2 separate regions of the Homo sapiens genome follow, and region 2 is linked to region 1. Evidence: chromatin loops called from intact Hi-C (ENCODE). Cell type or tissue: breast epithelium. All regions are shown on one strand. Links, peaks and the distances in the headings refer to the core of each region. The heading gives the core; the rest is flanking DNA. Region 1 overlaps CFLAR (CASP8 and FADD like apoptosis regulator). Region 2 overlaps CASP10 (caspase 10).

The links. A loop is a pair of places that touch in the nucleus more often than their neighbours do. Peaks named below come from ENCODE experiments on the same cell type or tissue, not always from the same donor. Only the 100,000 strongest peaks of a DNase experiment are listed, where the experiment ranks them.
Region 2: a loop joins it to region 1, with 22 times the contacts of the local background. A loop is called at or near these places in 1 of 110 quality-filtered maps.

The regions. Positions count from the first base shown.
Region 1 is chr2:201,137,699-201,140,615 of GRCh38, forward strand. CFLAR (CASP8 and FADD like apoptosis regulator) reads left to right here. Exons shown (of 10, transcript NM_003879.7): 5 at 2,659-2,741. CFLAR-AS1 (CFLAR antisense RNA 1) reads right to left here. Exons shown (of 7, transcript NR_040030.1): 7 at 2,591-2,747. It also overlaps the pseudogene IMPDH1P10. Among named protein-coding and RNA genes, the nearest start is that of CFLAR-AS1, 19 kb to the right of the region's middle. RefSeq lists enhancers at 1-892, 893-1,849, 1,850-2,806. In breast epithelium, for the core only: no CTCF peak of the experiment used is centred there; no DNase peak of the experiment used is centred there.
Region 2 is chr2:201,189,450-201,192,366 of GRCh38, forward strand. The region is part of intron 3 of CASP10 (caspase 10); the gene reads left to right. Among named protein-coding and RNA genes, the nearest start is that of CASP10, 7.8 kb to the left of the region's middle. In breast epithelium, for the core only: no CTCF peak of the experiment used is centred there; no DNase peak of the experiment used is centred there; H3K27ac peaks cover 663 bases.

The sequences.
Region 1 (2,917 bases), core at 235-2,734:
CTGAATGGACCCTTTGTCCTGGATGGAGCCCAAGACATCCTGCGTGATCTTCGCCTTATCCCCGTCGTTGAAGTATTGTTTCTGGCTGCTGCTGCTCTTCTCCATGGCATCCAGTGAGCCCATGCCCTGGTACTTCTTGAGCTGCATTCCGTCTGAGAAGAAGCACTCGCCGGGGGCCTCCATGGTGGCGGCCAGCAGGGAGCCCATCATCACTGTGGAGGCTCCTAGGGCCAGGGCCTTGACCACATGCCCCATGGTCTGGATGCCACCATCGGCTATGATGGGCACACCAAAGTTCTGGGTATGCTTGGCCACCTTGTACACAGCAGTGCCCTGGGGCTGACTGCAGGCTATCACTTCCTGGTTGATGTAGATGGAGCCGCGCAGTCCATGCCCCTGCCCAGCCCATCCACACCAGCGTCAATCAGGTTGTTGGCCTGGGCTGCTGTCACCACGTTCCCCCCAATCACCTGGAGGTGGGGTTACTTTTGTTTGATGTAATGCACCATGGCGATCTGATACACCGAGTTCCCTTGGGACGAGTCCAAGCCTATGACATTGACGCCTACCTGGGTGAGCAGGTCCAGGTGGTATTTGTCATCCTCATGGGTACCCACAGCTGCCCCGCCCAGCAGCTGCTCATGGGAATCCTTGGAGGCCACAGGGTAGTCTCGGTTCTTCAGCGCGGTGCAGGTGATAATGGCCACCAGCTCATCGCGATCATTGACGATAGGCAGCTTCCTTTCTTACTAAGCTGCAGGATCTCATTTGCCTCTTTCAACCTCACACTGCTGGAGCCACCACTAGCTTGATCCTTGGCATCATCACCTCACTGAGGAGGGTGGTGTGGTCCTTCTCAGCAAGAAAGTCGATGTCTCGGGAGGTGACGATGCCCACCAGCTTGCTGCCCATGGTACCCGTCTCAGTGATGGGGATGCCAGAGAAGCCATGACGCATCTTGGCCTCCAACACATCACCCACAGTGTGCAAGGGGCTCAGCACCACGGGGTGTGTGATAAAGCCCGGTTCAAACTTCTTGACCTTCTGCACCTCACTGGCCTGGAACTCTGGGGTGCAGTTGTGGTGAATGAAACCAGTACCTCCCATCAGAGCCATCACGATGGCCAGGTCGGCCTCTGTCACAGTGTCCATGGGGGAGGAGATCAGCGGCGTCTTCAGAGTGACCATTGGGTCAGGGCTGAGGTCAGGTCCACCTCATCAGCTATGAAGTCTATGAATCCTGGGAGAATCAAGAAGTCGTTGTAGGTGAGTCCCTGGTCACTGGCGAAGAGCTGCTGCACGGTGTGGGGAAAAGAAAGAGAGATCAGATTGTTACTGTGTCTGTGTAGAAAGAAGTAGACATAGGAGACTCCATTTTGTTCTGTACTAAGAAAAATTCTTCTGCCTCGAGATGCTGTTAATCTGTAACCTTACCCCCAACCCTGTGCTCCCTGAAACATGTGCTATGTCAACTCAGGGTTAAGTGGATTAAGGGCTGTGCAAGATGTGCTTTGTTAAACAGATGCTTGAAGGCAGCGTGCTCGTTAAGAGTCATCACCACTCCCTAATCTCAAGTACCCAGGGACACAAACACTGCGGAAGGCCGCAGGGACCTCTGCCTAGGAAAGCCAGGTATTGTCCAAGGTTTCTCCCCATGTGATAGTCTGAAATATGGCCTCATGGGAAGGGAAAGACCTGACCGTCCCCCAGCCCGACACCCATAAAGGGTCTGTGCTGAGGAGGATTAGTAAAAGAGGAAGGAACGCCTGTTTGCAGTTGAGAGAAGAGGAAGGCATCTGTCTCCTGCCAGTCCCTGGGCAATGGAATGTCTCGGTGTAAAACCTGATTGTATGTTCCATCTGCTGAGATAGGGGAAAACCGCCTTAGGGCTGGAGGTGGGACATGCGGGCAGCACTACTGCTCTTTAAGTCATTGAGATGTTTATGTGTATGCATATCTGAAGCACAGCACTTAATTCTTTACCTTGTTCTTGATGCAGAGACCTTTGTTCACGTGTTTATCTGCTGACCTTCTCTCCACTATTATTCTATGACCCTGCCACACCCCCCTCTCCGAGAAACACCTAAAAATGATCAATAAATACTAAGGGAACTAAGAGGCCGGCGGGATCCTCCGTATGCTGAACGCCGGTCCCCTGGGCCCCCTTTTTTCTTTCTCTATACTTTGCGTCTGTGTCTTTCTTTTCCAAGTCTCTCGTTCCACCTAACGAGAAAAACCCACAGGTGTGGAGGGGCAACCCACCCCTTCAGCGCAGTGAACCCGTCCTCGACCACGTAGCCGGTGCTGCTGCTGATAGGTAGTCCCTCATGCTGCCGCGAGACCCCGCGACCCGACATAAACGCTGCAGCTGCTGCGACGCGGAGGCGCGCCGCTGCCACGCTGCAGCCAGGCGCCGGGTGGGCTGGGTGGGCTGGGGGCGGGGGCTGCGGCAGCGGCGGGGCGGGCCAGGGCGCCCTATACTCCATTCTTCATGATGTTTGGTCGAAGAGTCATCTGAAATTTTGAATTCAGTAAGGTGGCTAGAAAGTTTAGGGTATTTTGAAAGATGGTGATTGACCTTGGACTGAACCACTATTGAAGATTTATTTGATAATAATTTGTAAGTTTTAACTCAGTACCTCCCTTCTGCTTTTATAGTTCAAGGAGCAGGGACAAGTTACAGGAATGTTCTCCAAGCAGCAATCCAAAAGAGTCTCAAGGATCCTTCAAATAACTTCAGGGTGAGTCTGGAGAAAACATATGGAATCCCAGCATGAAACCGTTTCAGAGTTCTAATAAAAATATGCATATTCTCACAGCATGTACTTTATTTAATATCTGAAAAAATTGTGATAGAAATGTGTATTTGTTTTAAAAACGTGTAACTTCTTATATTTCAAAGCTAATACATGTTCAT
Region 2 (2,917 bases), core at 249-2,748, 52 kb after region 1:
GTAGAGACAGGGTTTCATTTGGCCAGGTTGGTCTCAAATTCTTGACCTCAAGTGATCTACCTGCCTCAGCCTCCCAAAGTTCTGGGGATTACAGGCATGAACCACTGTGCTTTGCCTAGTTATCCAGTTTTTAAGTTAATTGGTATCTTATCATTCTCTGAAGGTGACCCATTACAAAATATATATAAATTTAAACTCATGGATTTAAACATATGTGAGGTATTTCAATCTACTGCAATTATTATCCTTACTGAAGTTCAAACTGAGGCTGGGCATGGTGGCTCATGCCTGTAATCCCAGCACTTTGGGAGTCTGAGGTGGACAGGTCACTTGAGCCTCAGGAGTTTGAGACTAGACTGGGCAACATGACAAAACCCGGTCTCTACAAAAAATACAAAAATTAGCTGGGTGTGGTGGCGTGCACCTGTAGTCCCAGCTCCTCAGGAGGCTGACATGGGAGGATCGCTCGAGCCCAGAGAAGTCAAGGCTGCAGTGAGCAATGGCTGTGCCATTGCACTCCAGCCTGGGTAACAGAGTGAGACCCTGTCTCAAAAAAATAGTTCAATTGTCCCATTTTTTCCCAGGGGATACATCTTCAGTTTGGTTCCTAAGTCATTTTGACATGACCTTAGTAGTCTTTGATGGCTTCTTTACTATCTGGCAAAAATATCCCAGGTTCATCTTGTATATTTTCTACCCAGTCCTGGAATCTCTCATTTCTCCCAAAAATCCTGACTTCTTTTAATGAGAGATGTCATTTCAAGACCACAAACTCGATGCTGGCATGCTCATTGCTTTTGAGTAAATATATATGCACACACTACGTATATACACATATGTATACACACACACACACACATGCACACACACACATGACCTAAAGGTTCAGTAATTCTTGGAGAATTTTAAAAATCAGGCGATTTTGTTTTAGGGAATTCTTTTTTATAAAACATTGTAAGGATCTTCTGCTTTTGCCGTAAAATTTCAGTGCCCACATTTGCAGTGGTACAAAGCAATTACCTGCTCAAATGGTAGCATTATACCTTAAATACAGAATTTCTCAAAGTCAGAGGAGATTCCTGTAGTTTGACAAGCGCTCCAGGTGGTTTTCATAACATTCTCTCCCAAGTTGGGGCATCCGCTCACAAATTTTCCAGTGTCTAGGTTTATACATAAAATGAGACCACTTTTTATTGTTATACCCCGTCCTATGTTAGGGACTCTCTGAACAATATGAGGTGGCGGGTGAGGGACGAGAGAAAGGTCATTTGTTAAAGCAATCTCTGATATTCGAAACACTGAGTGTTAGTTTTCAAACAAGAAAAGCTGGAAAATGTTTTTTTTTCTCTTTTGCTTGCACAGGTTCTAGAACTCTACTTGAAGGCATCTGTGGCTACAGAATTATTATTATTATTATTATTATTATTTTTAGACAGAGTTTCACTCTTGTTGCCCAGTCTGGAGTGCAATGGTGCCATCTCGGCTCACTGCAACCTCTGCCTCCTGGGTTCAAGTGATCCTCCTGCCTCAGCCTCCTGAGTAGCTGGGATTACAGGCGCCCACCACCACACCCAGCTAATTTTTGTATTTTTAGTAGAGGTGGGGTTTCACCATGTTGGCCAGGCTGGTCTTGAACTCCTGACCTCAGGTGATCCACCTGCCTCAGCCTCCCAAAGTGTTGGGATTACAGGTATGAGCCACTGTGCCTGCCCAGAATTATTTTTATGGTCAGAAGCATTCCAAACATTTCCCCCCTACTAAAATAGCTTTTAAATGATCAAATGCACATGTTCATGTGGCCAAATGATCTTGTTTTTCTCAGTATAACAGTAAAAGGAAACGTAACTGTGCTTAGCTGTGGCATGGAATTGTGATATTACCAGGTCAAATTCAGGAAAACCATATTTCCTCTTTGGATTCCAAATGATCTCAGCTTTTTTTTGTTGGGGGCGGGGTGGGGAGATCTCATTTTTTGTGTCAGAATTGTGGCTGAGTTACACACCTCAGATAATCCAGGTTGATCTGTATTGGATTTTGCAATCAGACCAGCCTTTGGAAGTGTGTAAAGGACAGTCTCTAAGCAACACAGATGTTTCCACACCAGGGCTCAGTGAGGCTGCATTATCTGCAACTGCAATTGCAAAAGACCTTATCACAGAAATAAATTACTTACCCACCATTGGAAAAGGGCCTGAACACCCCTCAGCCAAAACGGAAAGGTTCTAAATTCTTACAGTCTCTCTGGGGAAACACAAATAACCTTGCCTTTGAGGGGCATTCTGGGCTTTGTCTTTGATAGCTTTCATAGAAATGTAAGCAGTATAGCTGGCCTACACATATCCTGAGAGATCTCACAACTGTCAGGAAATCCGTTCTCAGCACAGCAATCAGCATACAACATTGAGTCTAAAGGAAACCACACCTGAACTTACTCTTTAACAAAAAAGCAAAAAAAGAACTTTCAGATGTTTGCTGCTAGTATTTGCCAGAGTGGTGTTAAACTAATGTCCAGGTCCCATTTAAGTATGTGCGTGTGTATGTGTGTGATGTACTAAACATCTAATAAACTTTTAGAAAGTATAATGAATTTCCGTAATTGCTTCTGGAATCACATCTTAGCCCTTTATTCCTCCTGGTAGGATGCTGTCAAGACATGAGTTTCTGGCCTGGCAGGGTGGCTCATGCCTGTAATCCCAGCACTTTGGGAGGCCAAGGCAAGCAGATCACCTGAGGTCAGGAGTTTGAGACCAGCCTGGCCAACATGGTGAAACCCATCTCTGTTAAAAATACAAAAATTAGCTGGATGTGGTGGCATGAGCCTGTAATCCCAGCTACTCAGGAGGCTGAGGCAGGAGAATGGCTTGAATGGAGGTGGAGGTTGCTTTGAGCTGAGATTGCACTACTGCACTCTAGCCTG